2 separate regions of the Homo sapiens genome follow, and region 1 is linked to region 2. Evidence: chromatin loops called from intact Hi-C (ENCODE). Cell type or tissue: GM12878. All regions are shown on one strand. Each heading gives the region's core, and the rest is flanking DNA. Links, peaks and the distances in the headings are about the cores only.

Evidence for each region. A loop is a pair of places that touch in the nucleus more often than their neighbours do. Peaks named below come from ENCODE experiments on the same cell type or tissue, not always from the same donor. Only the 100,000 strongest peaks of a DNase experiment are listed, where the experiment ranks them.
Region 1: it touches region 2 in a loop (7-fold over the local background); 3 of 110 quality-filtered maps call a loop at or near these places.

What each region holds. Positions count from the first base shown.
Region 1 is chr6:3,271,170-3,286,242 of GRCh38, reverse strand. SLC22A23 (solute carrier family 22 member 23) reads left to right here. Exons shown (of 10, transcript NM_015482.2): 8 at 1,132-1,164; 9 at 2,268-2,391; 10 at 12,831-15,073. The coding sequence ends at 13,188. Among named protein-coding and RNA genes, the nearest start is that of PSMG4, 20 kb to the right of the region's middle. RefSeq lists enhancers at 2,798-3,725, 6,563-6,622 and a silencer at 3,854-4,148. In GM12878, for the core only: a CTCF peak has its summit at 6,508 (motif pointing left); a DNase peak (open chromatin) is centred at 6,502.
Region 2 is chr6:3,120,361-3,135,433 of GRCh38, reverse strand. It overlaps BPHL (biphenyl hydrolase like), which reads right to left. Exons shown (of 7, transcript NM_004332.4): 2 at 11,674-11,777; 3 at 8,026-8,192; 4 at 6,236-6,389. Among named protein-coding and RNA genes, the nearest start is that of BPHL, 9.2 kb to the right of the region's middle. RefSeq lists an enhancer at 1,291-1,947. In GM12878, for the core only: a CTCF peak has its summit at 8,897 (motif pointing left); a DNase peak (open chromatin) is centred at 8,890.

The DNA of each region.
Region 1 (15,073 bases), core at 3,485-11,484, 150 kb before region 2:
CCTGTAGTCCCAGCTACTCAGGAGGCTGAGGCAGAAGAATCACTTGAACTTGGGAGGCAGAGGTTGCAGTAAGCTGAGATCGCAGCACTGCACTCCAGCCTGGGTGACAGAGCAAGACTCCATCTCAAAAAAAAAAAAAAAATCTAAGGCAAAGCTAGAGAGTCCATCTGGCCCTTCCAGCAAGCTCTGTATAGCTCCTCACCAACAAATACCCATTCCCGTGTATGGACAAACCACCACAGCATCTCCGTGGCCAGCCCAGGGCGCGACGTGAACAGGCAGGACCGATGAGCCTCTTCTCCCACCCTGGCACGGTCCTCCTGGGACAGGCTCAGGACACTGCGGGAACATCGACCCCACAGAGCTCCCCTGCCTTTACAAGGAAAATGAACCCGGGCTCTCAGAACTAGACGCCAGGGCTGTCCACCGCACCCAGATCAGAGCGGCCTTGTCGTGCAGCCTAGATTAGAGATGGCTCACTTCAAACTCAGGAGCAGCTTTCTAACTTGGACAGTTCTTATGCAATCTATACCTTGCTGGGAGACTGCTGTTAGGCTTAGCTAATGGATTGCACACGTGGCGCCTGTCTCCCTCCATCCCCGTTCCCCAGCTGCCCTTCCAGGGAGTCTCCTGCTCACACAGTTGGGACGGAAGTGGCAGGGTGCCTCAGCCCCCGGGTGTTGTGGTGCCCCTTTGGCCCTGAGCAGGAATGCACAGGAGCCCCAGGCGAACACCAAGCAGCCGTGAGGAGCAGAGCTGGGGCTGGCAGGGGCACCCCACAGCACTTGACGCAGCTTGAATGCAGGCGGCAGTGACCTGTGGGTGACTTTACATGCAAGGAAGCTCACCCTTTGCACCTGCTGGGGTCTCACTGTGAAGGTTCCATTTTCTCCTCAGGCTCTGAGGCCAGCAGGGTCTCACTCCTGTCTTCCTAACAAAAAGATCTTTGTTTAGCGCAGTATGAATTCCACTGCCCCGGCGGCCAGCGCCATCCCAGACACGGAAGGGAGTTTGCTTGAACCAAGTCGCATGGGAACACGCTAGGCTAACTCCACACCTAATGTGCTCTCTTCTCTCTTCTCGCTTGCTTGGCCCTTGTCCGTGTGGGTGCGATCATGTCTGCGGGTCCAGTGATTGGAAAGTACAGCCAGCACCCAGACTCAGGTGAGTCCCAAGCGCGTGGGCTGTGCTTCCTCGTCTCATATTACATCTAAATGGGTGTTTTCTCGAAGACTCACGGACCTGTGGTTTCCATTTTCTCTTTCTCCCCGTTGCCCTCCAAGAACTGCAGCTGAAGTTGGCCGTAGGTTGGACACTATACGGATACATTTGTATTCTCCCTCTTGCCTCTAGAAAGAGCGACTGGTGCTTCCCTGTTTGTGTGCTGCTTGGCACGCATGCCCCCGCCCCTTCCCCTGGCACCAGGCTCAGCACAGGCCCTGGCCCGGCGCCAACATGCTTTGTCTTAGGGACAGTTGTCTGGGTGGGGGGAGAAAGCCTGGGAGTGCTGGGGCCCGGCTGTCTGTGCTGCCAGGGGAAGCCGCTGTCCCCCTTTGACTCATGTAAGCTTGCTGCCCTGCAGCCCATGGGGACAGCACAGTGCCGCCCTGCACCTCGAAGCTGCTGCTGCACCCGCCTGGCCTGCCCCAGCCCTCGCCCGTGTCCCTGGAGAGTGCTTGCCCTCTATGCAGCCTTGGGGAAGCTGAGCTGAGCCCCAGCTGTATGGTCCTGACAGCATGCCCGTGCACTGTGCCAGACCCTGTCCTGGCGCGAGGTCGGTCTCCGGTGCCATTTACGAGGGCTTTGATGGGTTGAACACTTGCCTTCTGGGCCCATAAATTCTGTGGCTTGAGTTTTTGTTTCCTTAAATCAACCCTGACTCAGCTACCCTGTCCCACACGTTGGGCACATCAGACCTGACTGGAGCAAACATAGGCCAGGGCAGAGGGATGTCGCTGTGGCACCAGGGACATGCCAGCCTGCCCTCCCACCAGGCATGGCTCCCGGCTGAGGAATTCCAATAGAGGCCACCATGAGCTTCAGCATGCTTGACGCACAGGGACTCATAGAAGCCCCACAAAACCCACTGCAGGGGCTCTGGGCTTCTAGTCCTTGAGGTGCTGCTTGGTCCCCAGAGGGAATTGCATACCCATCCATGCCGCAAGCTGGACACTGGGAAGGAGCTGTGCTGTGCAGCCCCAGGCCTCCCTCCCACCCTGGCCTGGCTTCCTCTCTTCCCTCACCACCTTCTTCTGACCTTCCCCCAGGGATGAGTGACAGCGTCAAGGACAAATTTTCCATCGCGTTTTCCATCGTGGGCATGTTTGCCTCCCATGCGGTGGGGAGCCTCAGCGTGTTCTTCTGTGCGGAGATCACCCCGACGGTGATAAGGTGCGTCATGGGAGACACCCCAGGGGACGCCGGCTTCTCGGAAATCAAAGACGAGTCCCTGGCTCCAGGCTGGTGTGGGATTAACCAGCGTCAGCTCTGTCTCTGGCTCTGGACACATCAGCTTCGTGGTTCATAGCTGAGGTGGCTGTTGGACCCAACCCCGAGGCGCCCAAGAGGCAGTGAGAACCTGGCCCTGGGGTCCTGTCCAGGCAGCAGCAGGAGGAAGGGGGAACAGGGAGCTACTCTGGGCCCAGGAAATATGTCAGTGTCTGAGCGTCTGGCAAGGGGGGGAGTGCAGCGGATCACTTATGCCGCACTTCCACCAGAACCTGTGCTGCCAACTCTGCTAAGAGACCTCACGGCACAGCTAGTGCAAAATGTTTCACAAAGTAGAAAGAGCCTACCCCCCGGCCCTCCCCGAGATGGAGTTTCACTCTTATTGCCCAGCCTGGAGTACAATGGCATGATCTTGGCTCACTGCAACCTCTGCCTCCCAAGTTCAGGTGATTCTCCTGCCTCAGCCTCCAGAGTAGCTGGGATTATAGGTGTGCGCCACCACGCCCGGCTAATTTTTACATTTTTAGTAGAGACGTGGTTTCACCTGGTTGGCCAGGCTGGTCTCGAACTCCTGACCTCAGGTGATCCCCCCACCTTGGCCTCCCAAAGTGCTAGGATTACAGGCGTGAACCACCGTGCCAGGCCAAAAGAGCCTTATTTCATACTGACCTGAGAAGTTGATGTCATGAATCCAAAGCGAGCACAGCGAGTGAGATTACTGACTCATGTAAGAAACATGGATGGAGAGCCCACTGCGCGCCAGACACTAGGCCCAGAAAACACAGCAGCACAGTCCCGCCCTCGTGGAGTCTGCGGCCATTTCATACCTCCCTAAAAGGTGTGACTAACCTGTGCTCAGCCACTTTTGCTTTAGTTCGGAAAGTGAGGCTGACCCCTTCCTGGTGCCGTCTCTGCCCCTGGGTCGTGGTTCATGGGTGCTACACGCCATTTACTGTTGCCACCATGCTTATAGGTTAATAAAAAGGCACGCCTCCACTAAAAGGGCATCACTCAGCTGCAGTCATTTTCCTACACTGTTTGTGACTTACTGAGGAGCTTGAGTTATACCACACTGAACTTCTTAAAGGAGTATCAGCATTTCTCATGCACGTGCCTTCATAAAACAGAACTTGAGAGTAATGGCAGTAGTTCAGCCGTGAGTCAAAACCCAGGTGTCCGCATAATGACACCCTTGGGAAAATCCAGTAGCGGCTATTCCAGTCCAAGGCAGACTATGTGGAGGCTAAGCTGGGGAAGGCTTTGGGAGCAAGTAGGCAGGTCCGTGGACTTTCTTACTTTCCACATTTCCAGTAGCCATGCTAACAACAGCATCTTCACGTCCACACTTTTTGATTCATTCTCTTGGATCGTATCCTACAGGCCCAGCCTGACAGCTACTGGGCACCTGGACAGAAATGCCAAGGCATTGTATGATTAAGCACAAGGAACTCATCCTGTCCCTACCTTCTGCATCAGCCACAGGGGAGAGATGAGTCAGGAGCTTATTTAGTGCTTGCAGTTGCAGGATACCTCAGGCCGACCGCAGGCTCACTCCCTGTCTAAAGGACGGAAAGTGAAATTTCTCTCCTTTATCAAACAAAACAGCAAAGCCAAGTCTTTCAATAGACCAGAATCCACAGTCAGACCTTCTGGGTTTCCAGCTGGCCTCCTGCAGCCTTTGCATGATTATGCATATTTTGTTGGGGGAGGGGGTGGCTAGCGGGTACCCCTTAACTCTGGCAGTTGGTAGGCATCATTATTCTCTGTTAGATTTGGCTTAGCAAGCTAGACGGAAGGAAATGCTGTAAGCTTTTCCTCTTTGACGCAAACCTGGAAAGATTTGAGGATAGAAATTCAACAAACATGTTCTCAGATTCAGCTTGCCAAGATGACAAACTGGAAAAAATATGTGACCCTTGGTGATGCTTTTGTGCCTGCAGAGGATGAAAGGAAATTAAGTCCAAAGGGGGTCCCTGGGCCAGGCTGGGAGAATGTCTAGCGTTCCTGACAAATCCCTCTTCTCGCTGGGAGCCCTTTTCACCCGTGCCATCGGGAGGCCACAGCTCTTTCTTGCAAATGACTGAGGAACAATTCCCACGGAGGCCCTAGGATGGAAGTAGACTCCCCTACCATCCCCCCACTTCACAGAGAAAATTCCAAGATAAGCCACGATGGGCAGCCTGGGGCCCGTGAGCTCCATCTTTCTTAGCACAGAACTAGCCTTTCCCTGTGACACTATTACAGACAAGCCTTCTGGCAGCAAAGGGTAAGGGGCCAGGATGGACTGCCTGGAAGCAAATATTAGGATATGAAATTTTCTGCAAAAAGTTCAAAAAATGCTTTTATACTTTTCATACTTGTTCCACCACAAAAAGCAACAAAGGCCTGCAGAAATCTATTGCCCCAAGGATGATAGAGGCCAAGTTAACTAAATATTGTTTCATGAGATTCTGTTCAGACCTCGCGTTGACAGAACCAGCTACCCGCTCAGGCCCAGGCCAGGTGGTGGTTCTCATCAGCCAGTGCACAGCTCTGATTCATCTGTAAGACATTGGGAGTTGGGTGACTTTGCAAGTCTATCTGACTGTGCCCATCTCCCAGCTTGACATGGGCAGAAGTGGCCTGGGGTCCTGGGCGGATCTGGAAGCAGCTGCTGGCTGTGCTGGGGCGGATCTTTTCTATCCACTGTCCATCTGGATGCTCCAGGTGGGCTCCGAGGCTTCCTTTGCCCTCACGGAGGGGTCCAGGTGAGAGAGGAGGCAGGCGCTGGTGATCATGACACCCGCCTGTTTTCTCCTGCCCTGCCCACTCCGGCAGCCCTGGCCCTTTCTAGATCATAAGTCGGACAGGCCTCCCTGAGACACTCCCTGACTGACGACTCCCTGACATCTGTCTTCCGCTCTAATGCTGCCTCAAGAATAGGCACCGAGGGCCAGGATGACCTGGGGTTAAGGGAGTATCAGAGTCTGTTCAACTTCTTTAAAAAGTTGTATCTTAAAGGCCGGGCACGGTGGCTCACGCCTGTAATCCCAGCACTTTGGGAGGCTGAGGCGGGCAGATCACGAGGTCAGGAGATCGAGAGGATCTGGCTAACACGATGAAACCCCGTCTCTACTAAAAATACAAAAAAAATTAGCCGGGCGTGGTGGCGGGCGCCTGTAGTCCCAGCTACTCAGGAGGCTGAGGCAGGAGAATGGCGTGAACCCAGGAGGCGGAGCTTACAGTGAGCCGAGATCGCGCCACTGCACTCCAGCCTGGGCGACAGAGCGAGACTCCATCTCAAAAAAAAAAAAAAAAAAAAAAAGTTGTGTCTTAAAAATGTCACATCTGAAAACAAGTACTGAGTAGCAGACAGGAAGCCAGCATGCGTCCCATGCCGGCAGCGCCTGTGGCGTGCGAGCGATGAGCAGCGGGGCAGGATGAGGGGAGGGTGCTGATGATATGGCCCGGAGCCTGGGAAGGAACCAGACGGAGCTGCCCATGATCCTGAGGCCGCCTCCCTGTGTGGCCTTGGGTGGGTCCCTCGGCCGGCTTTAGTGTCCTTGTCTTAAAACAAAACTGACTACAGGCACCTTGTTAGGCGGGGGTGGAGAATGGAGGCCATGTGCAAAGGGCCTGGGCTCAGCACAGGACAGTTCATATTCTTCTTCTTCGCTGGGCATCTTCAGCAGTTGTATTTATTTCTATAAAAAATGGTACAAATATTTGCTTATCCTCAACTTCACAGAAATTTAGTCAAGTCACATTAAGTAATATAAAAGAGGAGCTAGAACAGGAGCCTCGCCTCGGGTGTTTCAATGTGAGATGGTAACGTTCACATGGCTAACAGCAATTTGATTCTGGAATCCTTAATTCAATGAAGTTTGCCATTTCTAGTAAGAAGTCGGCCTGCATATCAGTTTTCCTACCTTATTGAGATCCTATTGCTAGTAAAATAAAGATATCCCGTGGGTATTACAATTTTGTGCTCCTAAAGCCCAAGGAGGCAGTGTGCGCCCTCGGTTCTCTGTCCGTAAATCAAGCAGCTCTGACTTCTAAACACGGGCGTATGCTGCCCTCTAGTGACAACCCAGAGAAAAGCAGAAAAGGCACTGGCAGAGCCCACATTTCAGGGGCAGGAAAGGAACCCAACACCTTAAAACCAAGGATGTAACAATCTCTTTCTCTGAGATTTCAAGAGAGAAAAAAAAACAAAGCCAAAAATGGCATACCAACTTCTGCCAAAATTTTTCCTAATCGTACTGAATGATGTCAAGGATTTTTTTTTTTTTTTTTTTTTTTTTTTGAGACGGAGCCTTGCTCTGTTGCCAGGCTGGAGTGCAGTCGCGTGATCTCGGCTCACTGCAACCTCCAACTCCCTGGTTCAAGTGATTCTCCTGCCTCAGCCTCCCAAGCAGCTGGGATTACGTGCACGCGCCACCACACCCAACTAATTTTTGTATTTTTAGTAGAGACGGGGTTTCACCATGTTGGCCACAGTGGTCTCGATCTCCTGACCTCGTGATCTGCCCATCTCGGCCTCCCAAATTGCTGGGATTACAGGCACATGAGCCACCATGCCCGGCCATATCAAGGAATCTTTGATAGAAAACCAGAGAATTGCTCCCACAGAAAAAAATAAAAAGATATATTCCATATTATATATGCATGTGTACATTTGTTGCATATTATGTATATACATATACATAGACATTTTTCTAATGATCTGCAAATTAAATATATTTCATTTTATTTGGCACAGTTAACAAGATAGATCAGTATGATGTGGTTCACCAGGCACAATGCAAGGCTTTTGTTCCATGCAGTTTGCCCTTTAACAGTGGCCCTCTGCCCACCCCTCCTGGGGGTCTGTACTCTGCCCTCCTGTATGTGACTCCCGTGTGAGTAAGGGGAGTCCTCTCACTGCTTGTCAGTGCCGTCCACATTTAGTGCCGGGAAGGTCAGGCAGAAACCTGGGAGGTTTCCGAGAAAATGCTGTCCCCATTAAAATCATGTCCATTATCCCTAGCATCTGATATGCCCTGTGGCTTCCTGAAAGAGCCAGGTCTACCAGAAAGACTTAATTGGCTATTTTAGGTGTTCAGTCTTCATCTTACAGAAGGATTTGGTCTTATTGCTCATTTCCGTGGTTGTCTCTATTTAACCTGTCCCATTCACCTGGGTGAGCTGACCTTCCTATCCAGGAAGCCCGTGTGATCCGCAAGCATCCGGTATTTATTAAGCACAAACAGCACGTGCCTGTTGATGTCCTAGAAAATAATTCTTGCCCTTGAAGGGCTCAGAGACTAGTAAGGTGACAGGCACATGAACAAATAGTGACAGAAAGATGCAGAGTGTCTTTGAACGGTGGTCTGGGACCCTCAGCCTGGGAGGAGTTTGAGTATCTGGGAGACATCCCCCAAATTCTTGCTCTTCCTCATCCATATCGTCTTCAGGCCCAGAAGCACAGTGGTGTGGCTATTCCTGCAACTCTTTCAGCCTCTCCCTGGGAAGGGCTTTCTAATATGAAGTGCTGATGCCTGTCACAGCCTGCATGAGAGGTGGCTGTCAGTCTCCCTCCGTGGCTAAGGCAGGGGAATCTGTCACTCACCGAGTATCTTGGTTTTCTATTGCTGCATAACCAATCGCTCCAAAACAGGGGCCTGAAGTAGCATGCATCTACTATCTTATGGTTTCCATGGCTCCAGAGTCTGGGCACGGCCTGGCTGGGTCCTCTGCTCCAGGTCTCTCAGAGGCTACCATCAGTGGGTAGGGCCCACCACTAAACCAAGTCAGGCACTGGTAGGCTGTTTCCTCACGGGCTGTGGGGCTGGCAGCCTCAGCTCCTTGCTGGCCGTTGGCCATAGGGACCACAGTCACAAGGCAGCTCGCTTCGTCAAAGCTAGCAAGAGTCTGCTAGAATCTGCCTTTTGGAACCTTGTTGTGGAAGGAACATCTCACTATCCTGGCCGTAAATTTGATTGCTAAAAAGTACGTTATTTGTACCTTGTACCTTGAGGGCCAGCGCACACTCAAGGCACAAGGGTGGGAATTACTGGGGCCAGTCTAGAAATCCGACTATAGCACTGAGTAGATGCCCAGGTGCCAGCCAGGTCTCAGTGGCTGGGCAGGTGCTGGGGACAGCACACGGAGTGGAGCCTGGTCCTGCCCTGGAAACATCTGGTGTCTATTAGAGACACACAGACACGCAATGCGAATGTGTCTTCGGGCTACACAAGTGTCCTGAGGATGCAGGGGAAGTGCCCAAGAGAGCCTGCTCAGTCTGGACTCAGAAGGGTGGCTGGGACGGGATTCCCAGGATGTGGCCTGGAGCCCGCACATAGTGGCTCTAGAGGCGATGCGTGTTTGGCAAGTGCACTGCGGCGGGAGGAGGTGAGGCTGGATTCCTAGGGCTCGGGGAGCAGGAGCAGAGGTTCCTGGAAGGGTGAGGGTGGGCGGGTGTGAAGCAGCTTGAGGAGGCAGTGTTTGCAGAGCTTGGTGCCTCACCGAGAGGAAGGCCAGGGTGGAGGAGAAGGGTCCCAGTGGCACAGCCCCCTCTGCCAACTTTTAGGACTCCATGTCATGCCTGGAGGCTTTAGGCCCATGGGAGAGGCTCATCCTGTTCGCCTCCCAGTTCTTGAACCTCTCCAGCTCTGGTTCCTCCTACACCCAGCTGCCCCCTAGACCCTGAAAGACTTGGGTGGCCCCTTCCCGGCACTCAATGGATGCCACCTGGAACCAATCAAGCCACGGATCTTCCTGTCCCCATGCTAGTCACATTCGTGCTTTAACCTCCACTGCACTTGGACATTGGAGCTTTTCTCATCCCTGTTTTATAGATGCAGACCGAGGCTTCGGGAAGTGAAGCTGGTGGGCGGGGGCCAGGATTCTAGCCCAGGCTCATGGGCTCCAGAACTCCTGCTCCCAGCCACGGCACTCGCACCTTTGTGGCAGCAAAAGTCTGTTCTGTAGCTCACTTTGGGCTGGCTCTTTTTATGTGGGTTTACTCAAGGCTTGGAGGCTAATGGCTGATGCCCCAGTCTTGACAATCATCTAATGGAATAAACATTAACGAAGACCCTGTACCAGAAGGCATCTCCTTCCTCGAGAAATGCACAGACGGCGCCCTACCCAGGTAGCCTGTGGGAGCTCGGCTGAGCCAGCATAGGCCAACCTCACAGAGCGAGCACCAGACAGAGCTGAGGGACCCCGGTGCCATGAGTATTGGGACTGAAAGGCAGAGGACAGGAGGAAGAGGTGGGGCCCCCAGGACCTGTGCATCACCTTGCAGGCAGGAGGGAGCCATTGGAGGACTCTGAGCAGCCAGGTGATATGATTAGCTCTGTGTTCTAGGAAAATCGGTTTGGCAATGGTGAGGAAACAAAGTCTAGGGGGTGCAGAAGATGCGCCAGGGAGGAGCGCAGACCCAGGCGGCCTGGAGTGGAGGCCCTGAGGACTTGGTCATGGGCTGGACAGGAAGGAGCTGGGAAAGGGAAGAATCCAGCGAGTCTTTGTCCCCTAGGGCTGCAAGCCTGGCAAGGCTGCCCTTGTGCCCCCAAGCCCTGTGCCCATGGTGGATGCAGATGGGTGGACTGCAACCAACAGAGAGGCAGTCATTTCTACATTAGAGGGAGAAAAGGCAGAGCAAAGTGTCTTCTCTTATTTTGTTACAGGACAAAAGCCCCCAACACACACACACACACACAATCACCATTCTTCCATTGCATTCTGAGAAAAAGGCTCCAAATCTGTGAATCTTCCTGGGGTTATTAGCATAGACCTGTGTATATCTGGTTTATGAGGGCCACCTGGGAACCCTGGGACTCCCATCCTCCCTGCCCAGGTCACCTTTGCCCAAGCCTCTTTGGGCATGAGCCACTGTGTCTGGCCTGCCCATCTTTTTACTGGATTATCTGTCTTCTTTTTGAGTTATAAGAGTGGCGTGGTGGCTCACGCCTGTAATCCCAACACTTTGGGAGGCCAAGGCGGGTGGATCACGAGGTTAGGAGATCAAGACCACCCTGGCTAACACAGCGAAACCCCGACTCTACTAAAAATACAAAAAATTAGCTGGGCATGGTGGCACGCGCCTATAGTCCCAGCTACTCAGGAGGCTGAGGCAGGAGAATGACATGAACCTGGGAGGCAGAGCTTGCAGTGAGCCGAGATCATGCCACTACACTCCAGCCTGTGCGACAGTGAGACTCTCAAAAAAAAGTTCTTTATATATTCTAGTTACAAGTCCTTTATCTGATATATGCTTCACGAATATTTTCTCCCAGTCTATGGTCTTTTTTTCTTAAACATGTATCTTTTGAAGGGTAGGAGTTTTTAATCCTAATGAAGTCCAATTGATCAGCTTTTTCTTTTATGGATCCTACTTTTGATGTTATGTGTAAGAAATCTTTGCCTAACCCAACGTCATAAAGCTTTTCTCTTGTTTTCTTCTAGAAGCGTTATAGTTTGAGCTAAGTTAAGCACTTAGATTTTATTATCCATTTTGAGTTCATTTTTTTACATGATGTGAAGGGTCCAACATCATTCTTTTGCACATGAATATCCTGTTGTCCCAGCACCACCTGTTGAAAAAACTATCCCTTCCCCCTCACTGGATTTGCCTCCATCTACAGTCAGTTGACCATAAATGTGAAGGTTAGTTTCTGAACTCCCAGTTCTGTTCCATTGATCTATTGATATATACACCAACACCACACTGCCTTAAGCCGTATGGCTTTATAGTTTTGAAACTGGGAAGGCAAGCCTTCTTTGTTCTTTTCCAAAATTGTTTTTGACTACTCTGAGTCTTTTGCATTTCCATATAAATTTTAGAATTGGCTGTTTTCTGAAAAAAAAAAAAAGTCACCTGGAATTTTGATAGGGATTATGTGGAATGTATAGATCAATTTGGGAAAAATTACCATCTTTATAATATTTAGTCTTCTAATTCATGAACATGGAATGTCACTCCATTTATTTTTATCTTTTAATTTTCAGCAATGTTTTATCTTTTTCAGCATACAAGTCTTGCATTCCTTTGTTATTTATTTCTAAACATTTTATTCATTGGATGTTATTGTGAATGGCATTTTCATTTTTGGGTGTTGCTAGCACGTAGACATATAATTGACTTTTGTATGTTGATCTTTTATCTTGTGACCTTGTAGGACAGTCTTTTGGTGAGTTAGGAGCTACCTATAGTGCCAACCAAGAGAACCACAGACTAGTCAAGAGCTGGAGTTATCTACCTGCCTCCTACCTGTTGCAGGGACCTCCCTTTCAGCCCACTCAGCCTCAGCAGTTCAAAGGATACAGCCCTCTTCACTTCAAGGGGGTGCCTAACGAGCAGCCCATTAGAAAGCTTCCCCAAACCAAAGGACCAGTCTACCTGCTGCTGTGGAGCGAGGCACACAACTCCACTCCCTCTTCCTTGAGACAAGGCCACCTCTGCCTACCTCCTTCAATGAGGCCCCAGAACTGGGGACCAGGCAGCCCTCTCTAGCCTGGCCTGACACCTGAGCGCCACGGTCCCACTGCAGCCTGGTACAGCACTGCTTTCTCAGGGGCCACAGAACACCTTTGTCCCAGTAATGTGTTTTTAGGTCAAAGTGGAGAGGTTTGAGGGATAGGGGTTCTGTAAGTTTTGCGTATCTACTAATCCCTGGGACTCTTGGCTGCTCCCGTACAAGGCAGGGAGTGGAAATCAATGGCTTGCCTTCTGGACTTTGGTTATCCTGAGCTCAGAGCTGCAGTGAGTTCCTCTCTGTCAGTGCACAGCTTCATTTGGGGGACCCTTCAGGCACAATCCTCAGAGATGGGACCGTTTCCAATGGTGGTATGTGAGCAATTTCAGGAGACACGTGGGCCATCAACTCACAGTGAGGAAACTACTCTTTTAAAGTATCTTGCAGTCTCTCCAGTTATGACAAAGAGAAAGTCTCTGTTCGTGTTGGTATGTCCTTAGTACCCTCTTTAACCCTTGGTAATCCCCCAGGCCTTCAGGAAATGGCATAATTTCAATCCCTTTTGTTTTTCCTTGTATACTACTTATGGCAAGTAATATCAGCTTCCCATTTACAGTAGTATTATATAAGGCTGCCTTTCAAAATAAAGTTCTCATGGTCCCCAGCCCTGAAAAAACAATAAAAATAGGAAACATTAAAGAAAAAGATAAATTAAGTAAAAGCTTTTGATTTGATGAGGAAAAACAGTCACTGCCGTAGAGTGGCCTTGTACAGACACAGCCAGGGTGCTGGTGACATGGGACGTGTGAGGTCGGGGTATACTGGGCAGTGCCCAGGGCAGCAGGGCCCCTGCAGAGGTGGCTTCCTGGTCCACCCCGAGCTTTCCCGGGATCCAGCCCGCTAGCCCACAGCAGCAATCCCTGTGCTTCCCTCCCCCTGCAGGTGTGGCGGGCTGGGGCTGGTGCTGGCCAGCGCGGGCTTCGGCATGCTGACGGCACCCATCATCGAGCTGCACAACCAGAAAGGCTACTTCCTGCACCACATCATCTTTGCCTGCTGCACGCTCATCTGCATCATCTGCATCCTCCTGCTGCCCGAGAGCAGGGACCAGAACCTGCCTGAGAACATTTCTAACGGGGAGCACTACACGCGCCAGCCGCTGCTGCCGCACAAGAAGGGGGAGCAGCCACTGCTGCTCACCAACGCCGAGCTCAAGGACTACTCGGGCCTCCACGATGCCGCAGCCGCGGGTGACACACTGCCCGAGGGTGCCACGGCCAACGGCATGAAGGCCATGTAGCCCGGCCTGCGGAACCCGGGGCTCCAGGGTCTGGGGCAGCTTGGGCACAGGTTTACAGACCAGGGACCGAACACGCAGCCAGGGGTGGGAAAGCTGCCTCAGCCAAGCTGAGCCTCTCAACTGGTGTGGGGAAATCCTGTCTTTCCAAAAGTCCAAGGAGCGCGGGTCGGAGGAGACAAACTCTTTGGAAATAACCCTTTCAAGACTTTCTTTTCTGCCGTTAAATGTGTGTATTTATTTTGGTCATTTTTACGAGAAGCACTTTATTCCCTCTCCCTCTCACTGATCACAAATGGAATCACCTCCCTGGGCAGCGAGACGCAGTTGCTCTGGGAAGATGCCACAGTGACCAGGGCCATGGCCGGTCCCTCTGGGGAGATGGGACACGGCTCCTGGCAGCACCCAGGAGCCCCCCAGGCTGCCTGCCTGCGTGCAGAGGCAGGAGAGGACCGTGGAGCGTTTCCGGGACTGCATTTTAGACGGAGTGAAATGTACATGAATTTGGCTTTTGCTAGAGTCTGTGTATGGTTTTTTAAGGTCCTTTTTCCCTTTCTGTTTGTAAGGTAAGAGCTTCTGTTCGTGTGCAGGGAAAGCAGCTCACAGACGCCGTTAAAACCAGCTTCATCTTTCCTTCAGGATCATCCTTTTGTACTTGATGCTGGAAGCTCTTGGAGAAAAAGCTTAAACATTTCACCAGAAATCTTAATTGAGCAGCAGTCATATCGCCACAGCTTTGTGAGTACACAGCTAACAGATGCGTCGAGACCTGAGATGTGCTCGTTTTTATTCCTCCTCTCCCAGATTGGCTCCAGCAGAAAAGTCCCTCGTGCACAGGCAGCTCTTGTGCCGGCACTACTTGAAAACATGGCTACTTTCTAAGCTACAAACCATTAGAAAATAACTCAAAAAGATGGCAGAGGCAAATCCACAGAAGGGGGGCTGCCCTCCACACACACACGCCCGTCACCCACACCTTGAGCACACACCATGAAGATCACCAGCTTGGATGGCCGTCACCTCAGACATCACTCCAGGGAGCACCCGCAGGAGCTGGGCCCCCTCACGCCTGCCTTCCTGGGCCAGCTTCCTGCTTGCAGTCACTCGCATAGCACAGAGGTGGGGCTTCGGGCAGGGAGCGGAGATTCCTCATAGGTGAGTCCAAATGACCTCCAGCCTCTCGAAGGCATCAAGACAAATTGAAAGAAAGCAATAACTCACCAAAGCTCAACGCTGCCCCTGCCTCGACCTCCATGGGTCTCTTCGTGTTCCTCGTTTCACCCCAGAAAGTGGAGGTTTCCTCTTGGCATTTTCGGAGGAAACTTGTAGGACACCCAAGGCGACTAAGAGACAGCCTCCTTGGCAAGGGCAGGCACCACTTTGTAGCAACTTGGGCACCAGCTTTTCTGGACAGCCTGGCTTCTTACTGGCATTGTCCAACTCATCCCTTCTCGAAGCATGTCTTTGCCATGGGCTGTGTCCTTCCAGGGAAATTGTGGTCTCGGGCCTGGGTGAGACAATGAAGTGACTTCCAACCGACAGTTGCTAGAATTCACAGGGCAGAAAAGGGGTTGACCTTCTCCCCTTCTGGCTTTCCACCCGGCCTGCTGCTTGCTGTCGCCACTCATGTCTCCTCCACATGCGGTCCACACATCAGTAAGGGCCTGGAGATGTGTAAAGACACAGCAAGGGGCAAGCAGACTCTTGGCCACGTGTTTCCAGTGGCTGGACCACGCCGACACCTGGGATCTTGAGATACCCAGGAAGGGAGGCTGTCTGGCCAGCCTCTCCCTGCCTCCACTTGCTCCACGTCCAGCTCCTCACCTTCCCTCTTTTTTAAAGTCACATTTCCATGTTTCAACATTAGTTTGCATTCACCTTTACAAAG
Region 2 (15,073 bases), core at 4,687-12,686:
AAAATCTGAAAAACAGCCAGAGAGTTAAGACACATCACTCCGAAGCAGGAACCACGTAGACGGACAGGAAACTTCTCAACAGCAAGGATGGAAGGCAGAAGACTGCAGAATGGGGGAGACAATGATTTTCCACTTCCATTTCCACACTCAGCTAAACAGACTTACAGAAAAGGTGGATGAAAGAAAAGACACTTGTTGGTAAAAACTGAGTTGACCATTAACAGGCTGCCCTTAAATAACTTCTAAAAATAACTTCAGGAAGAAGAGAAGATAAATGCTTTTAGAAGGAACATTTGAGAAGAAAGAACAGGTGAGTAAACAAATGGGCAAACATGTTGGTGGATCTAAAATCAAACAAAACCAGCCAAACCAATGAGAAAATAAAACATTGTGAGGCCGGGCGGCATGGTGGCTCACACCTGTAATCCCAGCACTTCGGAAGGTTGAGGTGGGTGGATTACTTAAGTCCAGGAGTTCAAGACCAGCCTGGGCAATGTGGCGGAACCCCGTCTCTACAAAAAATACAAAAATTGGCCAGGCGCGGTGGTTCATGCCTGTAATCCCAGCACTTTGGGAGGCCGAGGCAGGCGGATCACGAGGTCAGGAGATCGAGACCATCCTGGATAACACGGTGAAACCCCGTCTCTACTAAAAATACAAAAAAATAGCCGGGCGTGGTGGCAGGCGCCTGTATTCCCAGCTACTCGGGAGGTTGAGGCAGGAGAATGGCGTGAACACAGGAGGCGGAGTTTGCAGTGAGCCGAGATCACGCCACTGCGCAGCCTGGGTGACAGAGCGAGACTCCGTCTCAAAAAAAAAAAAAAAAAAAATTAGCCAGGTGCGGTGGCACACGCCTGTAGTGCCAGCTACTTGGGAGGCTGAGGCAGAAGGATAGTTTGATGTTGAGCAAGCAGGCTGCAGTGAGCTGAGATGGTGCCACTGCACTCCAGCCTGGGCAATAGTGGAGACCCTGTCTCAAAAAAAAAAAAAAAAAAGGAAAGAAAAGAAAAAGAAAAAGGAAAGAAAAACAAAACACTGTGGCATTTCCTTACATTAAGTAGTTCTGCCCATAAAGAAAAAGGCAAAAGCCACCCACTGTGAAGAGGTGCTTGCAACACAGTTACCCTAAAAGGGGTTACTGACTAGGATTAGAGTAACACTGGGATAACATTGAAACTGTTCTGGTGCTGAGTTGGGTGGACAGCGGCGGGGTCGTTTTGTTGTTACATTTCATACTGTATACCCAAACATACTGTATTGTGTGTATCAATTATTACATAACAAAAAACTTTTCACCAATAAAAATACATGGATATAATACAGAAGAAACTCAAATGGTGGATAAACACAGATTTTCAATCTTATTAGTAATACGAAATGCAAATTAAGACCCCAATAAGATAATATCTTACACCCATTTGATTGGCTAGTGAATTAAGAAGTCTGAGAATTTCAAGTTTTTGTTGAAGAGCTAAAAGTTAAGAATCTCATCTATTGCTGGTGGAAGTGTAAATTTATTTTGCTGGAAAATAATCTGTCACTTGTAATGTAGTCTACCTGCCCACAACACTCAGCAATTTCACTCATGGACTTAGACCCTAGAGAGATACTGTTGCTCCTACACCCCAGGAGACGGGTACAAGAACCAGCCGTCCATCTGTAGCAGAGTGGCCTGTGTGCTCACACGGGCAGTGGACACGGGGTGGCGGCGGTGAGGGCTTCCTAGAAGATGGAATGCTTGGGCCATTCTGGGAGAAGAGAAGTCAGCAAACAAGTGAAGGAGTGGGAAGGGAGCGGGAAGGGCCCACACAAGGAGGCAGGAGCCCGCCACCTGCTGCAGGGACCCAGGTGGTCTCGGATGGCTGGACACTGGTGGTTGGGAGGGGAAAGTGGGGGGAGGGGACCTGGAGAGGCAGAGGCCGGGCCACTCATTCCGTGAGCAAAGTGAAGGAGCCTGAACTTTATCAGGAAAGTTGTGGGGAGTCCTGGAAGGCTTAAAGTAAGACACCATGAGATTCACATATTGCTGAATTGCTATCAGAGCATCATGGAAGGCAGACTGGTAGGAGGCAAGGACCTGGACCGGTTGGAGAGGCACAGAATCAGCCCAGACGGGACCAACGAGGCTGGCGGGAGCCTGGTGGGAGGGAGAGAGGGGTAGGGCAAGATGGGGCCACTCAGAGCCCAGCAGAAGAGAAGAGTGCAGTGAGCTGCAGGCCGCAGTGTGGGGGATGTGGTCTGGAAGGTTTCCTCACTTTTGTGAGCCCCCGTTTTTCACTTGACAAGCAGGCTGAGAATCAGAGACCTTACATGGATATCACGTTGTTAAAGACTTTAGCTCACGGCAGGCACTCAATAAATAGTAATTAAAATATTATTTTCAGGGAGAAAGAGTATTATTTATAATGACAAGAAATTTAGCAGAAGGGACAGGCCTAGAGAGAAGATCATGAATTCAGTATTAGACAGACTGAATTTAAAGTAGGTGTGAGACAACCAGATAAGAAAATTGAATAAAAAGTTGAATAAGGCAACATAGTGAGAACTCGTCTTTTTCTTTTCTTTCTGTTTTTTTCTTTTGGTTGTTGTTGTTGCTGTTGTTGGGACAGGGTCTCGCCTCTGTCACCCAAGCTACAGTGCAGTGGTGTAATCACAGATCACGGCAGCCTCAACCTCCCCGGCTCAGGTGATCCTCCACCTCAGCCTCCCAAATGGCTGGGACTACAGGCACATGCCACCACACCTGACTACGTTTTGTATTTTTTTGTAGACACGGGGTCTTGCTACGTTGCCCAGGCTGGTCTTGAACTCCTGGGCTCAAGTGATCCTCCTGCCTCAGCCTCCCAAAGTGCTGGGATTACAGGTGTGAGCCACCACACCCAGTGAGAATTTGTCTCTTAAAAAAAAACAACAGTCGAACATGTGGGGTTTGGGAGTTAGGTGGAGCAAGGAGCTGAGTGAAGCTACTCAGGTGTGAGGTGTGAGGGTAAGAGGGGAGCAGAGCACTGAGGGTGACGCCTGGAGGACCCCAACACTGTGGCCCACATGGGGGAGCAGGCACGTGTCAGCCAGGGAACAGCCTGAGAGAGGAGGGAAGTCGGGAGAACACGGTGGCAAGAACTTCCAGACAGAGAAAGCTTCAAGAAGAGGGGTGTAACCAATGGCGCACACATCATGAGCATGTTCTCAAACGCTGCAGAATGACCAAGGAGCCAAGAGGAGGTGCGTGGTGGGGGCTTGGTCTCTAGCACACTGGCGGGCCACAGCCATCTTGACACAAGTTAGGAGAGGATGGGGGATGAAAAAGAAAGAGTAGCCAGGAGGGGAAGTAGCGAGACGTCAGAGAGTAAAGAGTGCTGCGCTACTGAGAGACTCTTGCTTTCATCAAGAAAGGAAAGTCAGAGCAACTGCACACAGTGAGTTCCCACTGCGGTGACCGAGGCAAGGGAGTAAGTGCTGACAGTGCCCGGGGTTGAAGGGCCGTGACACAGGCACGTGCAAGGTGTGGCGGGGTCCAGGAGGGAGAGCACCGCCAGGTCTCAGGGCTCCGGGACGCCATCCCAGACGCGGAGGCCCAAGGAGCTGTGTCAGGGGTGAATATGCCCTGGCAGAGGATGTGGCTGAGGGGAAGGCTGGTGCAAGCTGGCACAGCAGCAGTTGCAAAGGCGAAGAGGCATGAGGGGGAAGCTTGTTCCAGGAATGGCCATTTATCCCACGTGGGAGAGGCACCGGAAGGATGAGGAGAAAGGGGAGATGGGAGAATGTCCGGGGAGGGGCTGGCAGGAGGGGCCAGCCAAACTGCACGGACTTTGCTGGTTAGTGAAGGATTTTAAGTCCTCTAGTGGAATTAAGTGATTAGATTTTTGCCTTACAAAGGAAACTCTCCTATGGAGAACAAACTACCATATGAAGCTAGCGGCCTAAACCAGGAGAATGTGGGGAAAGAAGAGAGGTGAGGATAACTGGAGGGGTATTATGTAACAACAGAAAGCATCACAGTTCAATGAACAGGGCAAGGTGGGCAAATGAAGAGGGCAGAGGAGGACTGGGCCCTCGAGGGATGCATCTGGGACTCTGCCTGGATGCCGGGTCATCTGCAGGCCATGAACTGAGATAGTGATTATGGGAAAGAACAAGTGGGCAGGGGTCAGTGAGGAGAGTTTCAGTAGAGGGGGCTAGAATGGGCCAGAGAGGGAGATGGGGCAGAATGGACTAAAGAAGGAAGGAAAGGAGGATCCCTAGAAGCAGGGAATGCAGGTGGCTCTTTCCATAAGTTTGTGGGAAAGAATAAAGAATGGGAAGATAGTAACCACAGGTAGGAGTGGCAACTTTCTGGAGGAAGAATTGTGCCCACTTTTGCAGGCTGAGAGGACTGACCCAGTGGAGAGAATTTAAGGATACAGGAGAGGGAGGAAGAACTCAAGGCAGCCTGTCCTAGAGGCCGCGGGAGGGGACAGACCCTTCACAGAGCGGAATGGCCTACTGTGCACAAGATGGATACCAGGCAGGAGCAAAATAAGGACAAGCAGGAGCACAGACAGGACTGGCAACCACATCAGACTCACCGTAAGAGCTTCATATTCATTTAAAAAACAGAAAGACTGTGAAGAACTACAATTCTACAACAGAACGCTGCCACTAAGTAGCGTACTTAAAAGTCACGTGAATTGTCGAATAGCTGAAAAAGACTAGACTTGTGATATTCTAGCGAAGAGATCTGTACACCTTTTATGTAAAGGGCCAGAGAGTAAATAAATATTTTAGGTTTTGCTGGCCAAGAAGCAAAATCAAAGACATTATGTAGATACTTACACATGAGGAGAGAAAACACCTGACCCACCTAGTCCTAAGTGTCTGGGGCAGGCCATCTGGGATCCACTAGACTCACACTTGGACAAAAAGCTAGTGGCCTGAGGAAGAGGGTCCTGGTGGGCCAGGCTGGCAGGTGGGGGTAGTAGGGTAACGCAGGTCAGTTTCACTTCTTGTCCTAGCAACCCCTAGATCCTGGTGCACCCTTCTTTCCTCCCAAGAGCCTGGTCATCTCAATGGGGCAGCTTGCTGGAGGCTAAGCAACTCCTGAGTTGCTGACTGAAATTCCATGGCTGGGTGCCTGCTCATTGCCAACAGTCACCCCTGTGTAGTGACCACCAGTGCAGGTCTGGGGCAGCAATGCTGGGTGGTAAAGGGACACCCCAGCTTGGTCTCTGTGACTCACAGCACTAGCCACCTCGATTGGTACGTGGGCTGCACAAAAGTGGGAGGCAGGCTAGGTGTAATGCACAGGCTGAAGTTCACTGGCCCCTATTCCAGTGCCTGTAAAGACCTCAGGCTGGGCGTGGGGGCTCACGCTGGTAATCCCAGCACTTTGGGAGGCCAAGGCAGGTGGATCACCTGAGGTCGGGAATTCGAAACCAGCCTGACCAACATGGAGAAACCCCGTCTTTACTAAAAAACACAAAATTAGCCAGGCATGGTGGCACATGCCTGTAATCCCAGCTACTTGGGAGGGTGAGGCAGGAGAATCGCTTGAATCCAGGAGGAAGAGGTTGTGGTGAGCTGAGATCGCACGACTGCACTCCAGCCCAGGCAACAAGAGTGAAACTCAAACTCAAAAAAAAAAAAAAAAAACCTCAAAGACAGGCTTGAAGGACAACGTTAAAGCATGCAAATAGCACAGAAATTCTTTTAATCAAAATAAAAGGTTTCATATTTGTATCCAGTGATTCTTTTCCACACTCAACATTATTTTCTTTCCTCCCCCATCTCTCTCTCACTCCTGTCACCCAGGCAAAAGTGCAGTGGCACAATCATGGCTCACTGCAGCCTCGACCTCCTGGGCTCAAGCGATCCTTCTGCCTTGAGCTCCCAAAGTGCTGGGATTACAGGCATGAGCCACTGTGCCTGGCCTCACAGTATTTTAAATGAGATTATTAATAACACTTCACACCACCCCCTCCTTCCCTGAAGTTCATTATCAGTAGTAGTAAATAGAAATAGTGATTTTACTTAGCCTTTTCCTGAGCCATGGAAGTTTCACTCCTGGAAACAGAAAGCTTTAAAACTCAGACTGGTTAAACTGCATTACTTTTCTGAGAACTCGTTATTCTTCCTACCTGAGAGTTGAGAACTAGAAGCACGAGAGATGTGTCTTGTCAACATATCCCACAATAAGAGATGAGATGCGGAGAGAGGGGAAGGATCTGCCGTCCCGGCATCTCCCCTTCGCAGAACCTACCCTCATATATCATGCTGTCTTCGTCAGTGACGTAGGCGTTGGCGCCCCAGATCACCATCTTGTGGATGTAAGATGGATATTTTGCAGCAGCAATGAGTGCGGTTATGCCCCCATCACTCCACCCCAGCAGAGAAACCTTCTTAAACTTCAGCGCCTATGATCATACGACAAAATGCACGGCACGGGTTATTGCTCCTCTCTGTTAAAAGAAACTGAATCACTAATTATCAGAATCAATACAGGTGTGAGGCTGGAGTATCAATTAGTCAGAAAAGAAAAACCCTAGAGTCCACCATTTGATGACATCATGTTTTCTCTTAATTACTTTTAGTGGAAATTGTCACAAAAACCTGAGCATACGGTATGGGTTTGAATTAGGAGGGAACTACATCTTCTGGTTGGATAAAAAGCTCAAGGAACTAGAATCAATGGAGACCAAGTACTTAAATATGACAAATACAGCATACGTGTGTATGCGTGTGCACGTGTGTGCATATGCATGCCTGAGCAAGGACCTTGAGAACAGTTCTGTAGATCAGAGAGGGGACCCTGAGCTCTGCTGGATGGAGTGAAGCAGGGTATCTGGTAAAGCAACTGTGGGAAGAACTGGCAAGAGCCAGGCTGTCAGAGAACAGCGTCATGGGGAGGTTGTGTGAGTCCGCGGGTGAATCAGAGAGGGTCTGGACATGCGTTTGGCAGGGAAAATGGACAAAGATTACATCTTAGAGAGGCCGCCAAGAAAAAAGAATGGAATGACTGGAAAATTAAAGGTAAAGAATTAATATTACTCCAAGATATTTGCTGCCCGGACCATAAAATGGTGTAACTACTGTGGCACTATCCTGCAAAATGAACATCTGGAACTTCCATCACCTAGCAAATTGTCTCCTAAATGTGTATGAAATTCTCCCTGTGTGCCAGGAGCTCAGTCCAGGATGTCCACAACAATACTGTTTATAGTGGCAAAAAAATGAAAATGCCCACGAGCAACAGAATGTTCACTGCCTGCTATTTATAACAGCAGAAAAAGGCAACTTAAAAATTAAGTTAATTATCTACTATTAGAAAACTGGTGAAATAGGCCAGGTGTGGTGGCTCATGCCTGTAATCCCAGCACTTTGGGAGGCCAAGGTGGGTGGATCATGAGGTCAGGAGATCGAGACCATCCGGACTAATGCGATGAAACCCTGTCTCTACTAAAAATACAAAAATTAGCTGGGCATAGTGGCATGTGCCTGTAATCCCAGCTACTCAGGAGGCTGAGGCAGGAGAATCGTTTGAACCCGGGAGGCAGAGGTTGCAGTGAGCCAAGATTGCGCCACCGCACTCCAGCCTGGGTGACAGAGCAACACTCTGTCTCAAAAAAAAAAAAAGAAAATTGGTGAAATAAGATACAGTACATCCATACAATGGAATAATATGTGCCTATCATACAACTAGTATAAATGCATATTTATTGACATGAAAGTTATTTCCTTGAAAAATTGTTCAACAAAAATAGTAAGTTAGAAAAACGTTAGGTGTAGCACGATGCCATCAATATGAAACTGCGTTTGTGATGTAATAAGACTGGCCAGAAAGCAGAGCCGCCAAGATTTGGTAGTGTCTCTAGAGAGCTGGACTGTGGGCTATTTCTACTTTCTTCTTTATACCTATTTGAACTCTTGGGGTTTTCTATAGCAATCACATGGTATTATTTTGTAGAAAAATATAACAACAAAATTTAAACAAAATAAATGAAGACAGGCCCAGCCACCCTTCCTCCCCTGGCCCTTCCCTCAGAGACCTACCTTCATCAAATCAACAGCATCTTTTGCATCCCTTTCAAAAAAGTCTGCTGGGAAATCGCGATCTGGGGGCCTGGAATGTCCATAGCCTCGAGGATCCCAGGCGACCACCGTGAAGAGCTTCTTATTGAGGTTCTTGAGCTGAGGTCCAAAATCAGTCTCTCCACTTCCTAAAAACAGCCACTTGGTTACCCTCAGGTGATCGCTTTCACTATCAAACACATTACAGTGAAAACAGAAGCAATAACAATCTTAAAAGCAAAGTAGTTTCTACTCAAAGTGGTCAGAATGTAATCAGGAAAGCAGCCTTGCAATGACTTAATCCATCCACTCGAAGAAAGGAGGCAGGCTGACCGGGTGCGCCTGTAATCCTAGCACTTTGGGAGGCCGAGGCGGGCGGACTGCCTGAGCTCAGGAGTTCGAGACCGGCCTGGGCAACACGGTGAAACCCCATCTCTACTAAAATACAAAAAAAAAAAAAAAAAAAAAATGTAGCCGGGCATGGCGGTGTGCGCCTGTAGTCCCAGCTACTCAGGAGGCTGAGGCAGGAGAATTGCTTGAACCCGGGAGGCGGAGGTTGCAGTGAGCCCAGATCGCGCCATTGCACTCCAGCCTGAGCACAGGGCAAGACTCAGTCTCCAAAAAAAAAAAAAAAAGGGGCCGGGCGCGGTGGCTCACGCCTGTAATCCCAGCACTTTGGGAGGCCAAGGCGGGCGGATCGCTTGAACCAGGGAAGCAGAGGTTGCAGTGAACGGAGATTGCGCCACTGCACTCTACCCTGGTGACAAAGTGCGACTCTGTCCCTCCACCAAAAAAAAAAAAAAAGGAGGCGCGCTTCCTTTCCCGGCGGAGTGCAGGCCTGCCTCCGACCTCCCCCTGGTGGCTATTTTGAGAAAGACAGAGGCCCTGGGTCTTCCTTTGCTTCTGTATTATTTCAGCACTTTTGAAACCTCTTTGGCTTAATCTTCCTTTTCTAAAGGAAAGAATTAATGAAACTGTATACAAATTAATTCACAGATATGCTTCTGGGTTATCTATTCTTCTTAAAACAATGACTTACACATGAGAGGGATCTCTATAATATCTGCAAAGAAATTTATGAGATTTGGTCCAAGTTATTCAAAGTAGAATTCTAAAATTCCAGATTTTTAATTTTTTTTTTTTTTACTAAGCTAAGGTGAATAGCCTAAAGATTTTATTTTGTAGTTATAATTAAAAACCAGGAAAACTAAACAAAAACACTGAAATGCAGAAGGGGTATGGAGGAAAGAAACCAAATCAGTTTCATCAGAACAGTATGAAACAGCCCATGCTAAAAGCTGAATTCTATTAGTGGGCCTGCAGGGAGCTTGGCCGCTAGTCCACAGCCCACCACGTGGTCCCTGTAGGTGTGGTGTGTTCACACCTACTGTGCACAGTGCAGAAGGCCACTCTCACAGAGCCCAGTCCAGGGGCAAGTCAGCATTTTATCAGTGAAGTCTGCTGATTTCTGAGGACTTCTACCTCAGGCCACAAATGACTACTAACCACTTTGCCTGACAAACCATATTAGAAAATGTCTTTCAAGGTGGTGCAGGATCATTCAACATTGTCAAGGCCTATCATTTTTCCTGGCAAGATATATCTTTCCCAAGATCAAGTAAACCATTCAGAAAATTCAAGCCAAAACCAAATGAATAGATCTCCAGCCCACATCTGCTGCTGTGACCCATGAGGCTTCTCTTCTGCCTCTGACCTGGAGGGGTTCTGGCCACGGAAGTACCCTGAAGGAGGGGCAGGAGGTGAGAAGATGGGAAAAAAGAACAGTCTAAAAGACCAATTTCAGAAACAAGAAGGCATTTGCTCCCTGGCACACATGTACACATTTGAAGACCAGTGCCAAGAATATAAAACTTAAAAAAACATTTAAGGAATACATGTACATAGTTATCAGCATGTAACATCTGAGAGGCCTGTGGGGAGGGGAACTGGGTGCTGAGGATAGGACAGGAGAGAGAATCTCCTCTGGTCCATTTTTTTTAATATTGGAATCATGCTAATACTTTACATAAAAAAAAATTAAATTGGGGACAGGTGCTGTGGCTCATGCCTGTAATCCCAGCATTTTGGGAGGCCGGGGCGAGTAGATCACCTGAGGTCAGCAGTTTGAGACCAGCCTGGACAACATGGTGAAATCTCGTCTCTACTAAAAATACAAAATTAGCCAGGCATGGTGGTGCACACCTGTAATCCCAGCTACTCAGGAGGCTGAGGCAGGAGAATCGCTTGAACCTGGGAGGTAGAGGTTGTGGTGAACCAAGATAGTGCCACTGGCTCCAGCCTGGGCAACAGTGAGACTCCCTCTCAAAAAAAAAAAAAAAAATTAAATTGGTAAGTTTTTAGCACCTGGACAATGACTGCAATACCGAAATAATGGAAAGCTAAGATAGGCAATGTTTTTACAGATAACTTTAGCTCCCCATCAGCCATGAGAGTCAGTGTCCTTGTTCATCAGGTTAAGGAAAACAAAGGTACCAAACACCATTTAGACACACGTGCAACAGTGCCACGATCCGCTGAGGCTCAGTCAAGTGGAACCTTTTTAGCACTTCACTTTTAGAAAGAAGCAAATCACAAAGAAATAAGTACAGTCAGCCTTCCTATCCGTGGTTCTACATCTGTGGATTCAACCAACCTCGGAACAAAAATATTTCGGGAAAAAAATGGGTGGTTGGGTCTGTACTGAACATGTACAGACGTTTTTCCTTGTCATTATTCCCTAAACAATACAAAATAACAATTATTTGCACAGCATTTACATTGCATGAGATATGGTAAGTAATCTAGACATGACTTAAAGTATACAGGAGAACATGCGTAGCTTCCATGCAAACATTGAGCTATTTTATATCAGGGACTTGAGGATCCTCAGATTTTGGGATCTGAGGGCTTCCTGGATCCAGTCCCCCAGGAATACTGAGATTAAATATTAGGATTATTTAACTAAATCAAAAATAAAGCAACAATACTAACACCCTTAAAACCAGATTTCGGATGTACTGGAATCACTGCAAATTTTTCCCTTGAACTTTCTACATCTGAACTCCAGTTCTGCAAAATGAGATTGAGATCCAGTAGGCTTTATTATGGCCCATATATTGAGAGAGGGTAATATGCCAATCTAACTCTGATTTCTAAAAAGAATCAAACTGAGGTTTTTTTTTTCTTACCTCTTATTTTAACGGAATATATTATCAACCACAACAAGTGATCAATTCACTCTAGTTTTAGCACTGAAAGTCCCACATCCTGGAAAATCCCCCAACGCCAAGCAAACTAGGATGACTGATTACCCACTCACGTTCCTCCTTTACCTTCTTCCCACACCCCTTTCCTTGACCCCTGTCACCCTCCCAAATTATGGGCAACTGTGATTTCACAGAGTACTTGCAATAGGAAAAACTGGGTACTTTACTAAAGGAATAAAAAATCCAATTCTGAACAGCAGTAGAAAGTTACCTACTTTTCTAAGTCATTTAAGTTTGATTGTAGCAAATATGAAAACATTTCAAAAAAGCACTAAAATTAATCATCAGTATTTGGCATCTAGTATTGTGAATGCATCATAGATTTTACAGCATGCAAAAACATTCCATTAAAAAGTACCCAGACCTAACATCCCAGGAAGTAGCAGGACTGCGTGATCTCCCTCTCCAGTCTGCTGGTAATGCAGCTGAACGCCATTCACAGCCACTTTGGCAGAGGTTACCGAGGTGCTAGAAGAGAAAAAACACATCCCCACAGGGGGAAAGGGGAGATGGGAAGATTTCTTAGTTGATTCAAAATTCCAGCTAGACAGGAGGAATAAGTGTTAGTGTTCTACGCGCTGTAGGATGACTACGGCTAACAATAAGCGATAGTTTAAAATAGCTAGAAGGAAGATACTGAATGTTCCCAACACAAAGACATGATAAATGTTTGAGACGATGGATATGCTAATTACACTGATCTGATCACTACACCTTGTATCTATCGAAACATCACTATCTACCCCATAAACAGGTACACTTATGTCAATTAAAAAATAAAATTTGAAAAATGTTTAAAAATCCACCCCCAGAGGAAAATCATTTAACAGCACGAATTTAATATGATAAAACTGTCTTTGTATATGAATGAGTCGCCTCCAGAACGCCTCTCAGTCTCCTTGGGTTATTTCGATTTTTCCAATTCTGAACAGTGACATGAGTTTGAATTTTCTTTACTAGACTGCCGATCTGAACTGTGCCCTCATGCTTGAATACGCTATTGTGCCCAGCCTGGGGCTCACCCTACAAAAACCCTAGGCGGCTTGCTCAATCAATGGCCACAGAGGCTCATGGCACACGCCGGTGAGCTGGAAGCCAAGGGTCCTCAAGTGCAGGCTGGCGTGAAACGAGGGTGGACATCAGGGGCAGAGACCCTGGAGTCACTCGTCTGCACTCAGCAGGCCCAGAGGACCTACCCAGACCTTCAGCAGCCTTGGTGACATTCCCAAAGATGAGACTGGTCCCAAGGTCTCGATCTCCAGGCTGTTCTTTAGCTGTAGGGTATCCTGTGTTGTCTGGCCTGCTGCAGGAGGGCCATAGTCAACAGTGCCCATCTGCACGGATAAATCCTACTGTTTTTTAAGATGTTAAAATATGTCTGTGTCAACTGCTAAGTAGCCCTGTCCATAAGCCTCCATCTCAAGAGCCCTCCTTCCTGCCACTCACCCGCCTTGGCCTAAGACCTCCTAGGATCCAGCATCTAACTGGACCACACTTAGCACAGGACAACGCCTCAGGACAGGCATAATGCCAGTGTCTGTGCTGCCTGAATTATGGGTGCCGTACAGGTGTTCTGATTAACCTCTCCTCAGCTGCTCTTCGAGGACAGCCAGACTGTCCTGGGATATATACCAGTGGGGCACACAGACGGCCCCTGCACCAGGACCAGGCTCCATCAGCCTTCCCACAGCTTATCAGACAGATGACTGAGTGAAGCACAGGAGGGACATGATGGCAAGCCAGGACAGATGCCAGAAGGAGGCGCTCTCTTCTCCTGGTGGAGTGCCAATACAATGAAATCAACCACCATCTCCTTTTATTTTTATTTTTATTTATTTATTTTTTGAGATGGAGTCTCACTCTGTCGCCCAGGCTGGAGTGCAGTGGCGCCATCTCGGCTCACTGCAAGTTCCACCTCCCGGGTTCACACCATTCTCCTGCCTCAGCCTCCCAAGTAGCTGGGACTACAGGCACCCGCCACCACGCCCGGCTAATTTTTTTGTATTTTTAGTAGAGACGGGGTTTCACCCTGTTAGCCAGGATGGTCTCAATCTCCTGACCTCGTGATCTGCCTGCCTCAGCCTCCCTAAGCGCTGGGATTACAGGCCCGGCCCATCTCCTTTTTCTTCTACATACTCTCTACTCCTACCTCTGCCCTTAGTCAAAGGATAACTGAAACACAGCCCTTTTGAAAAAATGAGGTCCTGTTTTATCTTTTGGTTTAATCTTATTTGCCAGTCTCAAGTAAAAAAGAAACAAACGTGGAAACAGATGTGTTGAATACAGGTACATCTACTCTTAACATACCATTTCTGGAAAAATAAAAGACAGAATTGGGTAGTAATAAGGTCTGACTAAACTATAAGCTCCTTATCTACAGAAATATTATTAAAGGGGCATCAATGAAGCCACCAAGCAATGGCAATACTGACTCTGCCATTTACTTATTATGATTACTGCCCTATTCCTCTGAGAAATTCATTTCTACAGTTAAGATAGCTTAGGATCGGCCAGGTGTGGTGGCTCACACCTGTAATCCCGATACTTTGGGCGGCCCAGGTGGGTGGATCACGAGGTCAGGATCACGAGGTCAGGAGATCAAGACCATCCTGCCCAACATGGTGGAACGCCATCTCTACTAAAATACACACAAAAAAATTAGCCCGGCATGGTGGTGCACACCTGTAATCCCAGCTACTCAGAAGGCTGAGGCAGGGGAATCGCTGGAACCTGGGAGGTGAAGATTACAGTGAGCCGAGATCGTGCCACTGCACTCCAGCCTGGTGACAGAGAGAGACTCCGTCTCAAAAAAAAAAAAAAAAAAAAAAAAAAAGAAACTGCTATTATCATATTGTATGTTCAGCTATTTCTTTTGTGTATGTTTTGTGAAGTAGCCATTATCTACAATAAAGTATTTGCTACCTTCAGGGCTTGAAATTTGCATGAATCTTGATGAATTATTTTTACATCTCTTATATATTGTACTATTATATAAATATTCCCATTGTGCCTACTAATTACTTCATGTTTATTATATCCCCAGGCTTTTACATTTATTGTTTCAAATCCTCACAAAAACGCTGCAAGGCAGGAGGCTCAGAGAGGTTGAACAATCTGCCCACACTCACAGAGCTAGGAAGTGGCCACGGGGCCATTAGAACTCCAGAGGCCATGATTCCTCTCTAACCTCATGGCTGAACAGAGTCCTAAGAGGGCTCAGGCACCGGGGCCACACTCTGACTGCCAGATACAGCGTGGTGGCAAGCGTCAGCAGAAGGACAGTCTCTGATTCTCTGGCAGGGCATCCCAAGGTTGAACTTGGAAAATATTTTTTAGGAAGATTGTTAGGTTATGTGAATTATTAATATTTATAACTGCACATAATATCCAATTTCAGGTAGAAAAGGCTTTTCTTGACCTGACCCAGGAATAAATCACCTTACGGATTTTGAAATAAGGGTCAAAGTTCCAAACAGCAGACTTACAAACAAGTTTTTGGAACAAAAGTCAGTTGTAGGTTGGGCACTGGCTATTCTGAAGCAAAGTTTTTACACGAATCCTTTTACCTACTGACACTGAGCTACAGCTGCATTTCAGGATTAACTAATACCACTGCTTGTTTTCCCAGATTATATGTCATATCAACTTGCAGCTGCATTTATAAAACGGCCGTACAAAATCCAGAAAAACCTGTTTCTTCAGAGATATTTTAGGAAGAATGATCTGCAATGCAACTAGATGGATGGGGCCTTCCTCAACCATTA